2 separate regions of the Mus musculus genome follow, and region 2 is linked to region 1. Evidence: chromatin loops called from intact Hi-C (ENCODE). Cell type or tissue: heart. All regions are shown on one strand. Links, peaks and the distances in the headings refer to the core of each region. The heading gives the core; the rest is flanking DNA. Region 1 overlaps Svopl (SV2 related protein homolog (rat)-like). Region 2 has its middle 22 kb from the start of Gm33318.

Region 1 (9,697 bases), core at 609-8,608:
TTCTGCATGTCATTGCTCTCTAGACAATACCACAGAGCATTTACAGCTTACAAGGGACTAGGCGATCTACTGATTTAAAGAAGAAATAAGAGGGGGCTGGAGAGACGGCTTAGCAGATAAGAGCATTTGCTGCTCCTGTAGAGGACCCAGGTTCAGTTGTGAGCACCTACAGAATGTTTCCCAACCACCTGAATTCCAGTTCCAGGGGATCTGATGCCCTGTTCTGACCTTCCAGGCATACATGTAATGAACATATGTTTATATATATGCACATGCAGGCAAAGCAATTATACCAATAAGTACCATTCCCAAGGCATGCGCTCATCAGGGAGCCTCAGGCCTAAGCATCATGATTTGGTGAATGCATTGTGAGGAAACTGGCTTAGGATGTCCCAGTCAGGCCATTTGAGGACAGCATCCTGCCAAGGCTCAGAGCTTTGTGAGACCATCTTGGAAGTTCCTCTGTGTTGGTTCCTATAACTCCTCTGTTTCCTCTTCAGTGCAGGCCTCATTGGCTTCCTCTTCATGCTGAGGGCCCTGGTGGCAGCAAACTTCAACACCATCTACATTTACACTGCTGAGGTGAGCATGGGGAAATGACTGTGGCTATACAGGACACGCCCAGCGAGCTTTCAATCTGTGCATCTCTGCCTGCTGTTAACCATTCGACAAGTTTCTTAAAACATTCTGAGAATGATATCAGAGAGTTTGATATGGGCTTCCCCTCTCTTGTTCAGTCTACTGAAATCCAGTCTCTCAAAGACAAGAGCTCTTTCCTTTCTTGTAAAATCAGGATGTTAGTCAAACTTGTCACTATGACAAATGCCTGAAATAATTTTAGGGAGGGAAGATCTCTTTTAGCTCAGTTCCAGTTGTCCTGGCTCATGGCAGTCTGTTTTACCCTTTGGTCTGTAACAGAGACACCATTGTCAAAGGGTGTGGGAGAGAAAAGCTGGTTACCTCATAGCAGCCAGGAAGCCAGAGGAGTAACAAGAAGGGATGTGAGCTATGATACATCCTCAAAAGCACACGCCAGTGCCCACATCTTCTAACGAGGCTTCCAAAATTCTAGTCTATCTAAATTTTGAGTTCATTAGTGGATTAAACAACTGATTGGGGCATGCCCAGTGCTCTGTTCTTTATTAATTTAAGCAGCTCTGCATCCAAATATGTTGACAATAAAAATTAATCACCACGGGCTGGGAGATGGCTCACTGGGAAAAGGCACTTGCTGCCAAACATGACAGTCTGAGTTCAATCTCTTAGATTGACATGATAGAAGGACAGCTCTGACTCCTTCGAGCTTTCCTCTGACCTCTACATGCACCATAAATGCATGCATATCCATGCACACACCGGGAATAAATAAATGTAACTTTTTAAAAAAAGTTCAAAACTGTATCCCAAAGACAAAGCGCATCTTCTGCCCCAAAATCCAACCAGTATGCTACAAATAAAGAAACCTGGTCTAGAGAGGGAAGGAAAGGAGAGAATCCTGGGACGACCAGTCACCAATGGGTGTTTTCTATTCCTTTTCTCTGCAGGTCTACCCAACCCCGATGCGTGCTATAGGGATGGGAACCAGCGGCTCCCTGTGTCGCATTGGAGCAATGGTAGCTCCATTTATATCCCAGGTACCCAAGAAGGGTGTGCAAGGAGACTGAACCTCAGTGGGGTGGGGAAAGAGACCCTAGTGTTCTCAGAGTAAGGGCATAGCAAGGATTTCTGCTTTATTTGGGGCATGAATGCTTAATTATCTATGGGCTCTAATTGTGAGTTCTATCTCTTGTGGAACTTGTCAGCCAGGATGGACTATTGAAAAGCAAGAAAAGGGGGCTGGAGAGATGGCTCAGCGGTTAAGAGCACTGACTGCTCTTCCAGAGGTCCTGAGTTCAAATCCCAGCAACCACATGGTGGCTCACAACCATTTGTAACAAGATCTGGTGCCCTCTTCTGAAGACAGCTACAGTGTACTTACATATAATAAATAAATAATTAAAAAAAAGAAAAGCAAGAAAATACTGGGGGTAGATCAGGAAGGCAGAGCCTTGACACCGGGAGGTGGGGCTGGGCAAAAGTCTGGCACAGGCTGGGATAAAATCCTATCTTTGTTGTTGTCGTTTTTTTAAAGAATATTTATTTTGTACAAATGAGTATACTGTAACTGTTTTCAGACACACCAGAAAAGGTTATTGGATCCCATTACAGATGGTTGTGAGCTATCATGTGGTTGCTGGGAATTGAACTCAGGACCTCTAGAAGAACAGTCAGTGCTCTTAACCATCAAGCCATATCATAAGATGTTTCTTATATTTCAATAGAGGGAATTTTTGTGTCTACAAAGTTTTTAAACTCCCCTGAAAGAGTTTCCTGTCTTAAGTCTTTCATTGTTGCTTTTGAAAATCCTTCCAGCCTATTTCACATGTAGCAGAGAACAGCCTACCAGTTGGGGGATGGAGGGATGGGTGGGTGGGGCACCCAGTCTCCTTGTGAGCAGCCTGCCTGAGGCCAGCTTTCTCTCCCAGTTTCCAGTGGGGATGGAGACTCTGGGTTCTCAGTCACCAGTAGCGTTCTCCCCAGGGATCTGGCACTGTTTATGTATCAGGCCACATTGATTCCAGGGGCCTTGGCAAGGGTCAGAAAAGATCACAACGTGGGCTGAGGCCTGAGGCCTGGGGGGTTCTGCTCTGCTTGGCTTCCTGGGCATGAAGTGGGCTCCTGACTCTGGGCGGCTGTAGCTCATTCTTCCTATGCCTTCCACATTCTAAAGCAGGGGTGAATAATAGCGTATTTGCATATGTTAATCTGGAGGATGAGACTACTTAAATCAAAGCAGTTAGGGACATATATGACATAGCATTTGAGAGACATTATATAATAATGACAATAATCAAGGCCAAAGTGCTCCTCAGATACATACTTCTCATGAACAAAATATTTTTGTGACCACAGATGAGTTCCTTCTTGTTAAGGTACACAATGGCTGCAAATGTTTAGTACTCTAGGCAAGATGATATCTAAAGCATGCAGGCCACGGGAACAGCACCTTTCTCGCTGAGGACACCTTCTTCAAGGACCACACAGGTATCAGTGTCAGCTCTGCAAGAGAGGCCACTCGCTCGGCAAAGCAGGAAGAAGGCTCCTCCTTCTTTTTTCCTGTGTGTTGAAAGCTCAGATGTATTTCAATCTATAGAAGCATCCTTTGCTGCCTCTGGAGTCTATCTTCATGGGGAAGAGTTTAATTTGCTTCATTACCGAGCACCAACAAGATGCATGATGCAGTGTTTGGATATTGGAACTAGCTTTAACAAGTTGGCTTTACATTATTATTGTTGTTGTTATTATTATTGCCTTTAAGGAACTGTGGTAGGGGAGGGAATGAGGGGAAGAGGGAATGTGAAAATAAGAGAAACAAAGGCACTTTAAATCCCATCTAGTGCAATCAGCCACTATGTACTTCACTTCCTTAACCAGTTTGAATGTGGAGAATTCAAGTCTGGGACGCTTCGTGTCCACTCCTAAGGTATTGCCAAGGTTTCTCATGGAGTGAGCTGCTTCAGGCTTTCCTTGGTGGTAGCTGTCAGTCTTAAGTGCTAGGGTAGCGTTATGACATAAATATTCCGGGGCTCTACCCAGAGATGCAGATGGTAGAGATGGAGACCCGCTACCTGCACTTTAAGTACCCACGGCCAAGTCTGAGTCGGCTGCTCTGTGTGCCTTTCTGAGGACGGCTGCGCCATCCACTGGGAGAGTGGGGCTAGGAGCTGGCTTTCCTCTCACAAGATTCTTTCCTCTTTTAGTTTCTACAACAGGTGATTCAATAAGTTCAAGCATAAACTTTCCAGGCCTGAAGAGATAGCTTAGTGCTTAGAATGTTTGCTGTTCTTCCAGAGGACTGACGTTCAGTTCGAACACCCAACATCCATGTCGGGTGGCTGACATCTGTCTATAACCACAGGTCTGTGATACCTGATGTCCTCTTTTGGACATCTCAGGTACTGCGCACATATAGCACCCTCCCCCCATATGCATACACACACAAAATATATTTTAAAAGTAAAAGCCATATACATCAGTTAGTAATATGTTTACATAATCTAAAGCCTAAATATATAAATTTTTAAGTCAAATGCATTTTTAAAAGCAAATTTTTTGCTGGGCAGTGGAAGCACATGCCTTTAATACCAGCACTTGGAGGCAGAGACAGGTGAATTTCTGAGCTCGAGGCCAGCCTGGTTTACATAAAGAGTGAGTTCCAGGATAGCCAGCGCTACACCAAGAAACCCTGTCTCAAAAAACAAAACCAAAAACAAACAAAAACAAAAACAAAAGTGAATGTTTTGACGTATCTAGTTGTTAAGAAATTGACTGCAATAAAATAATAAAATCCAGGTTCACATATTCCAAGCAAACAAAGGAGAATTTTACTATAAAGTAAAGGCTTGCTACAGTGCAGAAGGGACCTGCACAAAGCTTCCATGGAGCTAGACCAAGGACTATTCTCCTTTTTTCTGGGAAGCATCTGGGAATCAGGTGCCTTAATCCTAGCCAAGTATCTTAGCTCATGCTCTTATAGCAACTTATCATAGACGGAGGAGCTAGGGGTGTGGCTCAGTTGGAAGAGTGTCTACCTAGCATGCAAGTAACCCTGGGTTCCAGCCCCTGCAATCCCAGCACTTTGGGAGGTAGAGGAAGGAGGATCAGAAGTTCAAGGCCACCCTCACCTACCTAGTAAGTTTAGAGCCAGGGCTAGGTGAGACCCTGTTTCAGAAAACAAAACAAAACAATCAGACTGAGTAGCTTATAAATAACAGAACTTTCTGACAGCTCTAGGGACGGGAAGCACAGGATTAGATGTCTGTAGAGTTGGATTTTGTGAGGGCCCTTTCTGCCTTGCTGGCTGATGGCCACCTTCTCATTGTATCTGCATCCATGAAAACGCCTCGTGTGGCCTGCTTTATAAGGTTGCAAGCACCTCCCAAAGGACCCACTTCCAAAAAGAACATGCTCGTATCTGAGATTAGGATTTCAACATAGGGACTTTGGAGGGGCATATAGACCTACAGGGTCAATGGCATTAGGAGTCCCGTGTTTCAGCGATGTATGATATACTGAGACCTTCTATGGATGGGTGGTTAAGTCCTGGTAGCACAGCCTGATGTGTGGAACAGCTAGGGAAAGTAGCGTGTCAAAGCAACGAAGACTGCCCTCTTGTGGCCAAACATAAACAAGACAATCTTATGAAGATGAGACCATTATGCAAATAAATGAAGGCACAAGTGTATGCCTCACACACACACACACACACACACACACACACACACACACACACACGTGCACGCACACAACTCAGCACAAAGGACTGCCAGTGGGAAAGTTCACTCAGAGAATGGGGCATGGCAAACAAATGGAGCCTTTGTTAAGAGGAAGGAGGTCTCTTCACCTTGAATCCTCTTTCAGTGACTAATTTAAGAAATGGTTTCTGGAGTATAAATCCCCCCCCGCCCCTGCCCCATCATAGAAAAAAAATTTTGTAGCAGTATTTATGTAGCTCACTAATAGTCTTTGTTTTATGAAATAAAATTGTTATTCTCTTATTATACCATATTAGTTATATCATGTTATTGTATCTTCTAGGTTTTTATGTATTAATTTGGGAATTTTACACATGAGTTCTGTAGTTACATAATTTCCACCCTGTCTTTTTCTCCAACTTCTCCCATGTCCACCCCTCACTCCTTCTCAAGTTTGTGATTGCATAATTATTATTTTACACACACACACACACACACACACACACACACACACACACACACACACACGCAGCCTACCGAGTCCATTTAATGTTGCTTGTATATGTATGTGCTTTGGGCTGCCAGCTAAGAGTTGGATACCGTATCAGTAGACTTGTACCTAGAGAAGACTGCGTGCCCCTGTCTCATTAGCTCTCACTTGCCTGAAGCTTTTCATCTAGGAGCGGAGCCCTTGTGAGGCGTCCTTCATCCACACTGGCATGTTTGTATTGTTGAGATTTCATGGTAAAGCTCCCTATTGTACAGAAGACACTATCGTGTAGCAGACTTTCCTGTCTTCTGGGTCTTACAGTCTTCCTGCTTCATCTTCTGTGATGTTTCTGAGCCTTAGGTGTAGGCTAATTGTATTACATTGACTGCAGCTGGGCACCCCATGGTCAGCTGCTCTTTGCTTTTTGATCAGTTGGGAATTTTTATAGCGTCTCTTTCTGATGCAAAACGAAGGTTCTTTGATGAGGGATGAGAGCAACACTTATTTGTGGCTGTAAATAGTTAGAAAACAGCAAATATATTAGTTCAGGAAAATGGTAGCAGGCTCTCCTTTAGGGAGACTCCCCTAGCTACAGGTTGACTAGGTTTGCAGTACCAGGCTTGAATTCTCTCCTGCTGAGCAAGCCTTGGGCCCTGTTAGACAGTTGTTGGTTACACTTAAGATGTCAGTACCACCATTGCACCATTGGGAATAGCTTGCCATGTTGCTGGTGGTTGTAGGAGTTATATGTTATCACTAGGTAGGGCTGGCGATTGCTCCTCTCTCTTGGCAGCTTGCATAGCATCATTAGACACGAGAACTCGTCCTCTGGGAAGAGGCTTCCAGGTCAGTTCCGTCTCAATTCCTCCAAGTCTGTGTCCAATGTGTGTGTTGTCTTCAGCGATAGCTATTACCTTCAACTTTGGGGAAGCAGCCAAAGGCAACAGCAATAAGAACCTCTATTGTTGGGAGTCTCTCTGATTCTTCTGGCCAACAACTCCAAAGGCAGATTGCCATACTTTGTATTGGGGCTTTAATTAGATAGTCCATGGTATCACCCCAAGTGTCATAACTGCCCCTTTCTCTTTCCCTTCTTCCCTCCCCCTCTCTTTATACACACACACACACGTATGTCTGTCTGTCTGTCTGTCTGTCTATGTAAACATAAACCAATATATTTTCTGTCTGTCTGTCTATGTAGACATAAACCAATATATTTTATGTATGTATATATAAACATAAACCACTATATTTTCCTATGGCTTTTCTTTCATGCTCTTAGTGTGTTTTTATCCTTCTTCCCCCCTCCCTGTCTACACTGGCTTCCTTCCTCCTTTGCAGTTAAGTCCCCATGGTCCCTCTCTAACTTTCCTAGTTTCTGTGGTGACTCCTGGCTACATACTCAGATCTAAAAACCCAGAGCTAAGACTCACAAATAAGAGAGAACATGAAGTGTTTGTTTCAGGTCTGGGCTACTTGGCTCAGTATACCTCTCTTTTCTTGAGGCAGGGTCTCTCCATGTAACCCCTGGCTGTCCGAGAACTCCCTGTATAGACCAGGCTGACCCTTGAACTCAGAGAGCCACTAGCCTCCACCCCATGAGCGCTGGGATTAATGCCTGACTTCATGTTTTTGAGTTCTATCTGTTTGCCTACACGTTTCATGCTTTTTTTTTTTTTATGGTTTGAATAGTATTTTGCTGTGTATTATCTCCTATATTTTCATTATTTAATCAGCAACAGAAGGACATTAGATTGTTCCTGTTTTCCTGTTGAACATATGTATCTGTGGAGTAGGGTGTTGGCACTTATGCCAAGGAGTGGTACAGCTGGGCCATGTGGTAGATCTGTTCTTAGGTTTTTGAGAATTCTCCACATTGATATTCAGAGTTTATGCCGATTTGCAATTCCACTAACAGTAAATAAAGGTTTCTTTTCCCGATATTCTCACTAACATTTGTCGTTAGCTGTCTTATTGATCTTAGCCATTCTGATAACATTCTGATACGAACTCAAACTAGTTCTAATTTGCATTTCCCTAATTGCTAAGGACGTTGAACACCTTCTGAAATATTTCTTAGCCATTTATTTATTCTTTTGAGAACTTCTGTTCAGAGCTGTAGCCCATTTTCACACTGGGTTATTTCTTTTAAAAATTCTACTTTTATTATTTTTAATTATGTGTGTGTGTGTGCATGTGGGTATGTGCACACATGTATCCACAGAGGCCAGAGGCTATGGATCCCCTGAAACTGGGGATGGTTGAGTCATTTGATGAGGTGCTGAGGACCACCTGGATCTTCCAGAAGAACGGCAAGTACTCTTAATTGCTGAGCCACCTCTTCAGCCCATCACTTGTTTTTTTTTGACTCATTTTTTGTAATATATATATATTACACACACACACATACACTTCCTCTTCATGTGTTTTCTCTGCTGTACAGACGCTTTTATGTGGTCTATATGTCCATTGTCTTTTATGTGGTCTATATGCCCATTGCCTTTTATGTGGTCTATATGTCCATTGTCGCTATTAATTCCTGAAGCAAATGGAGTCCTATCCAGGATGTCCTTTCCCACACCTGTCTTGCACGGTCCGAGTTTTCTTCTAGCAGTTTCAGTATTTCGGGCATTGCCTTGGGGTCTTTGGTCCATTGGGAATGGATAGATGTGGGTTCACTTTTATTCTTCTTCATATGCACATCACACTTCCCCAGCACCATTTGCTTAGGATGCTCTTTTCTCCGCTGCATTTTTGGGGCACTTTTGTCAAGTATCAGGTGGTTCTGCTTACACGCTTATGTTTGGCTCTCCTGTTTTGTTCCACTGATCTCCATTGTCTGCTTTTGTACCAGTACCAAGCTGTTTTATTATTACAGCTCTGGAATATAGCCTGACCTCTGGGATGATAACCCGCAGACATTCATCTTTTTTGCTGAGGATTGCTTTGGATATCTGGGGTCATTTGTGGTTCCAAATATATTTTAGTATTCTTTCCCCACCCCCCCTGTTTATGTGGGTTTTGATTGAGATTGCACTCAATCTATAAATTGCTTTTGGTAAAATGATCAATTTTATAGTATCGGTTCTACTGATCCATGAACATGAGAGGTCTTTGCATTGTTTAGGGTCTTTCTCAATCTCTTTCTCCAGAAATTGAAAGTTTTATTATGTGATTGTCCACCTCTTTAGACTTATTCCTAGATTAAAAAACAACTGGTTATTGTGAAGGAGAGTGTGCCCATAACCCTTTTTCTCAGCATGTTTGTTGCTGACATATAGAAAGGCTCCTGGGTTTTGACTTTGGGCCCTACAACTGTGCAATAATTACTGATCATTAATAGTTTTCTGGTGGAATTTTGGGGATGTTATATATAATATATCATCTGCAAGTAGGGGTAATTTGGTTTTTCCTGTTTGTAACTCTTTGGTGTCTTTCTCCTTATTGCTTAGCTAGTGTGTCAAGCACGTATGGAAAAGGCATGTGGATAGTTGACAGCCTTGTCTCATTCCTGAATTTAATGGGGTTGCTTTAAGTTTTTCCATTTAAAAGGATGGTATTGTCTATGGAGTTGTCATATATCATGTTTATCATGTTGAGGCATGTTCCCTCCAGTCCTGCTCTCTCTAGGACTTTTATCATGAGGGCATGTTGGATTTTGTCAAAGGCCTTTTCTGACCGTATTGAGATAAATGACTTTTGTCTTTAAGTCCATTTATATGACTTATTATGCTTAATGACTTATGAATGTTGAGCCAACCTTGCATCTCTGTGGTAAAGCCAACTTGATCATGGCATATGGTCTTTTTTGATATGTGCCTGTATTTGAGGATTTCAACATGGATGGTCACTGAGGGTTATTGGACTCTAGTTTGCCCTTTTTGTTGTGTCTTTACCTGCTTTTGGTAATGAG
Region 2 (9,697 bases), core at 1,058-9,057, 540 kb after region 1:
TTAGGTGAAGACATTCTTAAAAGAGATACCAGCATTGTGGATTCCACATAATGTGGTAGAGACAGACAGAGCACCACAGGACACAGAGAGGGACATAATGAGAGAGATGTAATGATCTGCCCATGAGCTATCCTGTGTTAGATGAAGCTTCTCTTCTATCAATCAACAAATCCATGCTGCAAAGACAATAAATGCAGTCATTTTGATTTTCAAGTTTTACAACCTTTGTCACCATGCTGCTTTCTTTTTGAGCACACCAGAGCAAGGCCATACCTCCTAACAGAGCCACTTTCTGTGGCCAAGCATTCAAACACATGAATTTATGGGGGCCATTCCTATCTAGTCAGCACAATACTATAATGATACGTTTATTTTCAAACCTGACCATTTGGTTTTGGATAACCAACTGGTGTGTTATTCTTTGAGGAATACTATTTCTCCTTCTCTTAGCATTTCTTAGTTGCTTGTAGTTCTTTGTGTAGGGTTGAGGCCTCATAGACTTTACCCAATCCATTTGGTATGTCTATCGGTGTCATCTTTGTTCAGCTCATGTTCATCAGTCATGTTGATGACTTTATAGTTGTTGCTTGTGACAACACTGGGAGACACAGTCACACAGCAGACTCCCTGACCCTATAGCTTTTACAGTCTTCCCCCTGACTTCTAGAGTGTTCCCTGTGCTTAGGTGTAGGAGTTGCTCTGTATGTGTATCCTTTGGGACTGGGCTCCACAACTTTGCATTTTTATTGGTTGTGGTTCTGTAATGGTCTCTGTTCGTTGCAAAGAGAAATTTCCTTGACAAGGGGTGAGGGTCATATCTTTCTGTGGGTATATGGACAAATGTTTAGATGTTGTTAGGGATATTCTGGTTTAGTAAAGTAGGGGTTGTAGGCCCTCCTTTGAGGTCCATTTTATTTTACTAGCCCTTCATAATTGACTAAGTTTTCAGTACCAAGCATGATGAAAAGGTCTTTAGTGTTTTTCTTCCTTTTTATATTTTTCACTTGGGTTGTTGCTGCTGTGCTTTTCTACTTCAGTGTGATTTATTGAAAGATTAGCTTTGGACTAGAAAGATGGCTTAGAGGTTAAGAGCAATGTCTGCTCTTGCCGAGAACCTAGGTGCAATTCCAAGCACCCACATGGTAATTCACAACCATATATGACTCCAGCACCAAGGGAATTTGATGGCCTCTTCTGGCCTCTGTGGGTACTACATGCATTTATGGTGCATATACATACATGTAGGTAAAACATTCATACACATAAAATAAAAATAAATCCTAAAAACAAGAAATTTTATCATTTACACATGGGTTTGCCTTAGTTCCTTCATCAAGGCTGAGTTGAGTGTGAGTGGGTCTGTTGCTAGAAGTTGCTAGGTGTTTTTCTGGAGAGTGCACCCACTTTTCCATGAACTGCCTGGTTTTTGTTTTTGTTTTTGTTTTTGTTTTTTTGGCATTTATTTCATTTACATTTCCAATGCTATCCCAAAAGTCACCCACACGCTCCCCCACCCACTCCCACTTCTTGGCCCTGGCATTCCCCTATACTGAGGTATATAAAGTTTGCACAACCAATGGGCCTCTCTTTTCACTGATGGCCGACTAGGCCATTTTCTGATACATATGCAACTAGAGACATGAGCTCCGGGGGTGGGGGGTACTGGTTAGTTCATATTGTTGTTCCACCTATAGGGTTGCAGATCCCTTCAGCTCCTTTCTCTAGCTCCTCCATTGGGGGCCCCGTGATCCATCCAATAGCTGACTGTTAGCATCCACTTCTGTGTTTGCTAGGCCCCAGCATAGTCTCACAAGAGACAGCTCTATCTGGGTCCTTTCAGCAAAATCTTGCTAGTGTATGCAATGGTGTCAGCGTTTGGAAGCTGATTATGGGATGGATCCCTGGATATGGCAGTCTCTAGATGGTCCATCCTTTCGTCTCAGCTCCAAACTTTGTCTCTGTAACTCCTTCCATGGGTGTTTTGTTCCCAATTCTAAGAAGGGGCAAAGTTTCTATAGCAAGTCCTGAAATTGGGTAGTGTTAGCCCTCTGACATCCATACTCTCCTTCAAATTGGTGTTGGCTATTTGAAGTTTTTCGCTTTCCATATAAATCTTAGAATTACTTTGTTGATTTTCAAACGATGACTTAAGACTTTGATTGGAATTGCATTGAATCCATAAGTGCAATTGGGTTTAATGATGTCTTTGCATTATTTCAGCTTTCTCCCGTGTACATGGAAATTATCTGTTTAGATCTTTTATTTCACATTTTCCTAAGGTAGATCATATATATGTATATCATATATATAAATCAGATATATAGTTTTGGTAGTCAAGTACATTGTCTTGCTCAGTACTGGCATGTAACTAGGCATGGTGATACATACTTTACAGTCCCAACATCCTGGAATCTGAGGCAAGAAAACTATGAGTTAAAGACTGAACTACATAGCAAGATTCTTGTCTTCTTGGTTGTAAGATAGCTTTTACCAACTGAGCCATGCGTCTAGTCCTACATAGCAGGATTCTTAAAAAATAAATGTAAGAAAGAAAAAAATGAAGGAGGGCCTTTGAGATGGCTTAACATGTAAAGGCACTTGCTGCTCCAGTCTGGTAACCTGAGTTTGATCCCAGTACCTATATAAAGGTGGAAGAAGAGAACTAACTCCAAATGTTGTCTTCTGATCCCCACAAATGTGCTGTTGTACATCTTCCGATCATGTATACATGCAGGAACACACAAACACACACACATGCATCATTATCATCCTCATTATCATAATAATAATATAATTTTTAAAAGATAGAAAGAATGGGTGAAGGGAGGGAAGGAAAGGGCAGATAGTTTTTTTTGTGAATCAATTTTTCTTTCCTCATATAACTGTTATAATTGCTTATCAGTTTTAAGAAACTTCTTGATCTTGTCTCTGTTTTTTATTCTTTCGTGTGTGGAGGTGATTGAGATAATTGTTTTCAAGTGATCAATCATCTTTGTATAACTAGAATAAATATCACTTAGCTGTGAATACTGGCTGATTTTGGGTGTCAACTTGACATAAGCTAGAGTCATCAGAGAGGCAGGAGCCTCAGTTGAGGAAATGCCTCTATGAGATTCAGCAGTAAGGCATTTTTGACACAGCAATAAAACCTCAACTAAGACACTGTGGTATGTCGGTTTTTAATGCATGGCGGGGCTGGGTAACATTTTGTTGAGAATTTATGTGACACACACTCTGGTCTGTAGAATTCCTTTCTGGTAATCTTGTTGTCTGATTTGCATTATGGTAATGCAGAGCTCCTCGTATAACTTAGGAAGTTTCCTTTCTGGCTCTGTTTAGGAGGCTGCAGAAAGCTGGTACAGTTTCTTCTTTGTTTGGTAGACGCCATCTGTTGAACATCTGGTCCTGTACTTTCTGTTTTAAAACTGTGTTCACTACCGATTCCATTTCTTTACCAGAGATAGACCTACTCATGTTTCTGCATGTGGGGATTGATCTAGGTTTTCAAATATGTAGGCACAGACTAGTCATAATAGCCTTCCTTCCTCCCTCCCCCTCCCCTCCTCCTCCCTTCCCTCCCGCTTTCCCTCCTTTCCCCTTCCCTTTCCTTTCCATTTTCCTTCCCTCCCATTTATCTTTCTCTTCTGTTCTTTCCTCCCTCTATTCTTCCCTCAGTCCTTCTGTCTGTCCCCTCCCTCCTTTCTTTTCTTCCTTGCAGTTCTGAAAACCAAACTCAGGGCTTTTCACATACTGTGTAAGTTCTCTACCACTGAGATACACTCAGTTTCTCTCTGTCTCTCTGTCTCTTTCTCAGTGTGTGTGTGTGCACACATGTGCCCATGTACATGGGAGGCAGAGTCTTTCTCTCTGGCCTGGAGTTCATCAACAGACTGGGAATCCCAGGACCTGCTTGCTTCTGCCTGCCCACTGTTGGGATAAGAGGCATTCACAACCCTGTGCCATCCTTCTTTGTGTTCTGGGCTCTGACTCAAGCCACCATGCTTGCATGCATGCACTTTACCAACAGAGCCATCTCTCCAGCCCTGGTTTTTAGTTTCTTAAAGTGAAACCTTAGATTGATTTTTGTCATCTTTCATATTTTCTTTGCATATATTTTGATGCTATATTTTCTTACTGTTGCTTTTACTGTATCCCCCATTTTTAAAAATAGGGTTTTTTTGTTTTGTTTTGTTTTGGTTTGGTTTGGTTTTTTGGTTTGGTTGTTTGGTTGGCTAGTTGGTTTTTTTATTGTTTTTGCTGCCATTGTTGCTTGAGACAGGGTGTCATTTAGATTAACCTTGAATTTATTATGTAGCTGAGACTGTCCTTGAATTTTTTTGTGTTTTTTGTTTGTTTGTTTTTGAGACAAGTTGTCTCTGTGTAACAGCCCTTGCTATTCTGGATATTCTAGAGCATGCTTTGTAGACCAGGCTGGCCTTGAACTCACAGAGATCCACCTGCATCTGCCTCCCAAGTGCTGGGATCACAGGCTTGTTCTGCTACCACCTGGCCTGTCCTTCAACTCTTGATTCTTCTACCTCCATCTCCTGAGTGCTGAGACTACAAGGAACCTACTGCAGAAGGCAGTTTCTCTGAGTAAAGCAGACAGCAGCACTAATCTATACACATAAATACAATTGTGCAGAAGACATCTGATGAGCACATCATATCCATTTAGGGAGGGAAAAGGACGCCTATACTATGGTCTCCGACCTTCTCAACCATGGACTTTTGACCAGGTTTATAGTACCAGATGCAGAGTGGACCCCAAACCTCTTAATAGCGTTCTCACGCCCGGCCAGGAAAGACGCAACAAACCAAAATCTTCTGCGGCAAAACTTTATTGCTTACATCTTTGGGAGCCAGGAGGGCAAGCGCCCAGCGCCCAGCCCCAAAAACGAAAGCCCCTTCAATTACATCTTTAGGAGCCAGAGCTCCGGCGCGCGCGCTCTATTGTTTACATCTTTAGGCAGCGAGCGAGCGCAGGGCGCGCAGAGCCAGAGAGATGCCAGCGAGAGAGAATGGCGGAAACCCCGTCCCCTTTTTTAGGAGAGTTATATTTCGCCTAGGACGCATCACTCCCTGATTGGCTGCAGCCCATGGCCGAGCTGACGTTCACGGGAAAGGTAGAGTACAAGTAGTCATAAAATACCCTTGGCTCATGCGCAGATTATTTGTTTACCACTTAGAACACAGGATGTCAGCGCCATCTTGTGACGGCGAATGTGGGGGCGGCTCCCAACACAAACCCAATCTGAAAGCAAGTGTATACCTCTTTAACTGTGAAGCCACTACTGTTCCACTGAACACATCTTGAGTGGCTGGTCATCATTGCTGCACACAGGCTCCATCTACAGTTGAGTAAGACCATTGACGACGCTTTCCTCTTGCAGTGGGTTCAGCTTTGTCTAGCATAGTTAGGGCTCTCCAGCAGGGAGGAGACTTCCAGCCCAGTTCTAGCTTAATTTCTCCATGCCCTGTCACCAGAACATTTGATGTCTTCAGGGATAAGGTCTTGCCAACAGCAGTTTTGGTTGCCCACCAGAACTAGAAGGGAACCAGCCCTCAGTTGTTGGGATACTTTTTGTTCTTGTTTTATTTGTTCCTTGAGAAGGTCTTGGTATATAGCTTTGGCTATCCTTGGCCTTAAACTGATTCTCCTGGCTCAACCTGCTCAGTACTAGGAAGGACTATGGGCAAGTATTACTATGCCCAGTTTGTATTAAGCAAATGTTGGTGAGTTATAGTTACCTCTCTTGTGACATCATTGACTCACATTTACTTAGAATTATGCCCTTTAATCTCAAGTATTTTATGGAGTTTCTCAGTTTTCCATTATTGTTTTCTAGTTTATTCCCATTTCCATTTGTGAGCTTTGTATAATTTTTATTTAAGTGCAGAAGTGCAGGCCTTTAATCCTAGCACTAAGGACACAGGTGAATAGATCTCTGAGTCTGAGGTTAGCCTATCTACATTCCAGGTTTCACACAAGCCACAGCCATGAAGTATGAGACCCTGTTTCAATTTTTTTTACTTATTTTTATCTGTGAGTGTTTATATATGAGTGTCTGCCTGAATGTTTCTACGTATGTATACCACATGCATGCCTGATGCCCACAAAGGCCAGAAGAGAATGTCAGAACTAGAACTGGAACTAGAGTTACAAGTGGTTGTGAGCCACTGTGTGGGTGCTGGAAAACTAGGCTAGAAAAAGCAGCCTCATGGTGGCATCTCTCCAGCCCTATTTAGGATATTTGAAGTGTGTTTGTGTGGTCCAGGGTATGAATTACAATGCTGATTGTTTTGGATGAGCTTGAAATAAATCTTTATTGTTGGATGTCATACTCTATAGGTACCAGTTGCATCCAGTTGGTTGACAGTGTTATTCAGTTCAACTGTGTCTTTCACAATTTTCTACCTACTGAACCTGCCAATTACTAGTAGAATGGGGTTGGGATTTTCAACGATAATAGTAGAGTCTACTATTGCAGTTTCTGCAGCCCAGTTAACAGGTTTTGGTCTGTAGGCCATTGGACAGTGACTCAGAGCTAGGACAGATCTGTGTCACCCCTGACCCCCTTAGGTGAGCTGGAAATGCTAGAGAAGAAGAATTCAGATGGTCTTCTTATCTCCGTGATGGGACCTATAGTCCATGCAATGGAGACAGTTTCTGAAGTTGTTTGTGGACACACCGAGTTAACAATAGGACCTCTCATTTAAAATGGACAATCTGTTTTTCAGAAGTATCAGAGGATGTCCTCCCATTCTCATCATGAAAACTTGGCAAGTTCAAGGTTAAAAAAAAAAAAAAAGTGTGTGTGGGGGGGTGTAATTCCCCGAGACGGTGCAGCCTGTGAGATGATGTATTCTCAGATGTCTTAGTGTTGAGACTCAACCAAGGACACCTCAAATATAGTGCTATGGCACAGAGAGCTCTTGAACTCCTGTACCGTGAGGGCATCAGGGTCACCTCCCATCAAGGTCTCGTACAAAGTGAGACATAGAAGCCAGAGTTCTCCCAAAGCAGTGGCAGACATAGAAACCACCCTATCATTGCAATCCTCCTCTCTTCTGTATGAGCAGGGATGCACAGTAGACCAAAGACCTTCATTCTCCTCTCCTATAACCAGGAGGAAGGATCTTCCTTCATTTCTTCACAGGAGCCTGTTTAAGCACATCACTCCCTTCACGCCCAGTCTCATCTCCACATGGCTCCCCATCTTCACTGAGTCTAAGCAGAGCTTTAAACACATCTGCCCTCATGTAAACCTCTGATCAAATGAAGTATGTTTCTCTTGTTGTGGTGGTATCAGGCTTGTGAGTGGAGAGGTGAGGTGAGGAGAGGAGGGGGAGGGGAGGGGAGGGAAGGGAAGGGGAGAGAAGGAGAGAAGAGGAGAGGGGACTGCAGAGAAGAGGAGTATGGAGGAGAGAATGGCAGAGGAGAGGAGGCAAGTAGAGAGCAGAGGAGAGGAAAGGAGGGGAGAAGATAGGAGGGGAGAAGTCAGAAGAAGAAAGGAAGGAAGGGGACAGAAGAGGAGAGATCGAGAGAAGAGAGGAGGGGAGGGGAATGAAGGTAGAGGAGGAAAAGCCAGAGGAGGGAAGAGAAGAGGAGAGAAGAGGAGAAGAGAGGAGGGGAGGGGAGGGTAGAGGAGGAGAAATCAGAGGAGGGAAGAGGAGAGGAGGTGAGGGGAGGGAGGGGAGGGAAGGGAGGGAAGGGGAGGGGAGGTCAGAGGAGGGAAAAGGAAAGGAGAGGGGAGGGGAGGCCAGAGGAGGGAAAAGGAAAGGAGAGGGGAGGGGAGGGGAGGGGGGGAGAAGCCAGAGGAGGGAAGAGGAGAGAAGGGAAGAGGGGAGGAGAGGGGAGGCCAGAGGAGGGAAAAGGAGAGAGGAGGGGAGGGGAGGGGAGGAGAAGCCAGAGGAGAGAAGAGGAGAGGAGAAGGGAAGAGGGGAGGAGAGGGAGAGGAGAGGAGAGGAGGGGAGGGGAGGGGAGGGGAAGGGAGGGGAGGGGAGGGGAGGAAAGGGTAAAGGAAGGGAGGGGGTGATAGGGTAAGTGTTGCCATCAATACTACAGCCTCTTCCCTGCGTTGGTTATCAGTTTTTTCCTGCACCAGGACCAACTCCAGCGCTGTTGTTCCTCCACTCGCTGTGATTCCATCTGTCCAGTGCTTTCTCCAACACAGGGACAGGGCTGTGCCTGTAAGCACAGTTCTCCAACACACCTAAAAGACACGGACCCTTACTGTATTCTGCTTTCTTCTTATTGATGTGAATGATGTCACTGAAGTTCTTTACATGCTGGGCCAGAAACTGAAAGTTTTCCCAAGATTTTCATTGCAGTAGATCATCACACGCCTTTCTTCTAGTCAATCCCGTGTTTCAGTAAGTGAAATGCGTGCACACGCATGAGAAAACATAACAAGAATAGTCTCAGAAACACTTAGTAAATACAAGGAGAAAGACTCTGTAAAGGACAGGATTCAGGTGGCAGAAAGATTGGTGATTTAAAGTATTATTCACACAATGGAAAATTACGTCAAGAGGAAAATGGGTGAGCAGTGGTTTTTCCAGAACAGTGTGCACAAGTTTCACCATGAAAGCAAGAGAAATCAGCAGAGAAAGGAAGAAATATCAAGACATCCTTCCTCTAAGGTCAGATATATCTCAATATTTATCTTGCTGAGGCATAGACACGGCCAGTGCTTTACATCTGTGGGTTTCTCATCTATGGCGTCAGCTAATAAATGGAATGAATACTTAGGTCTCCAATAAGTGATAGAGGACGAGTCCTCCTAAAGATCTGATATAAAATCTTTTCACAGGGGCTGCAGAGATAGCTCAGTGGGTAAGACTGTTTGCTTTGTAAGCATGAAGACCTGTGTTCAAATCCCCAGCTCTCACAGCAAAAGCTGGGCATGGCTGCACATGCCTGTGACCACTGCATGAGGGAAAAGACACAGAAGCCCCGAGGGCCAGCTGAGAGAATGGAGACAGGCAACCTCGGGAGGTGGGAGGCTGCGGGGATCCTCCAGAATATACCAGAGACCTGAGAGGTGAGAGACTCTCAGAACTCAGAGGGAGTGTGACCTTAGATGAAATGCCTGACAGTGGGGAGAAGGAACTTATAAAGCAGGAAGAAAGGACATCAAATGGGGGGGGGGGGGCTTCCACAGTCACAACTCTGACACATAATTGTTCCTGTCTGAGAGAATTACAGGGATGGAAATGGAGAAGATCCAGCGACAGGCTCAAAGTGGATCTAGCTCAAGGAGAGGTCCCAGGGCCTGACACTATTACTAAGGCTATGGAGTGCTCCAAAAAGGGACCTAGCATGACCACACTAACAAGCAGCTGAAAGAGTCAGATGCAAATATTTGCACCCAACCAATGGACAGAAGCAGCTGACCCCTGTTGTTGAATTAGGGAAAAGCTGAAAGAAGCTGAGGAGAAGGGCGACCCTGTGGGAGGACCAGCAGTCTCAATCTTGAACCCCCGAGATCTCTCAAACACTGGATGACTAAACAGGCAGCATACACCTGTAGTCTCCCCTCCCCCAGCCTGAAACCTGCTTGCTCAGGGGTGGAGCTTGCCAGCTCAATCGTTCTGCCACGCCCACTGCTGGAACCTGCCGCTTTGCTGTTCGGAGCCATGCACGTGGTCACTCTGCTATTGGACCCCAAGATTAATTGGCGGGAATCGGGCC

What was found. Peaks named below come from ENCODE experiments on the same cell type or tissue, not always from the same donor. Only the 100,000 strongest peaks of a DNase experiment are listed, where the experiment ranks them.
Region 2: it touches region 1 in a loop (4-fold over the local background); 2 of 42 quality-filtered maps call a loop at or near these places.

The regions. Positions count from the first base shown.
Region 1 is chr6:38,003,176-38,012,872 of GRCm38, reverse strand. It overlaps Svopl (SV2 related protein homolog (rat)-like), which reads left to right. Exons shown (of 16, transcript NM_177200.4): 13 at 501-582; 14 at 1,545-1,634. Among named protein-coding and RNA genes, the nearest start is that of Gm33494, 25 kb to the left of the region's middle. In heart, for the core only: a CTCF peak has its summit at 5,194 (motif pointing left); no DNase peak of the experiment used is centred there.
Region 2 is chr6:37,459,693-37,469,389 of GRCm38, reverse strand. No RefSeq gene overlaps it. Among named protein-coding and RNA genes, the nearest start is that of Gm33318, 22 kb to the right of the region's middle. In heart, for the core only: a CTCF peak has its summit at 5,295; a DNase peak (open chromatin) is centred at 5,229; H3K4me3 peaks cover 1,015 bases; H3K27ac peaks cover 732 bases; H3K27me3 peaks cover 237 bases.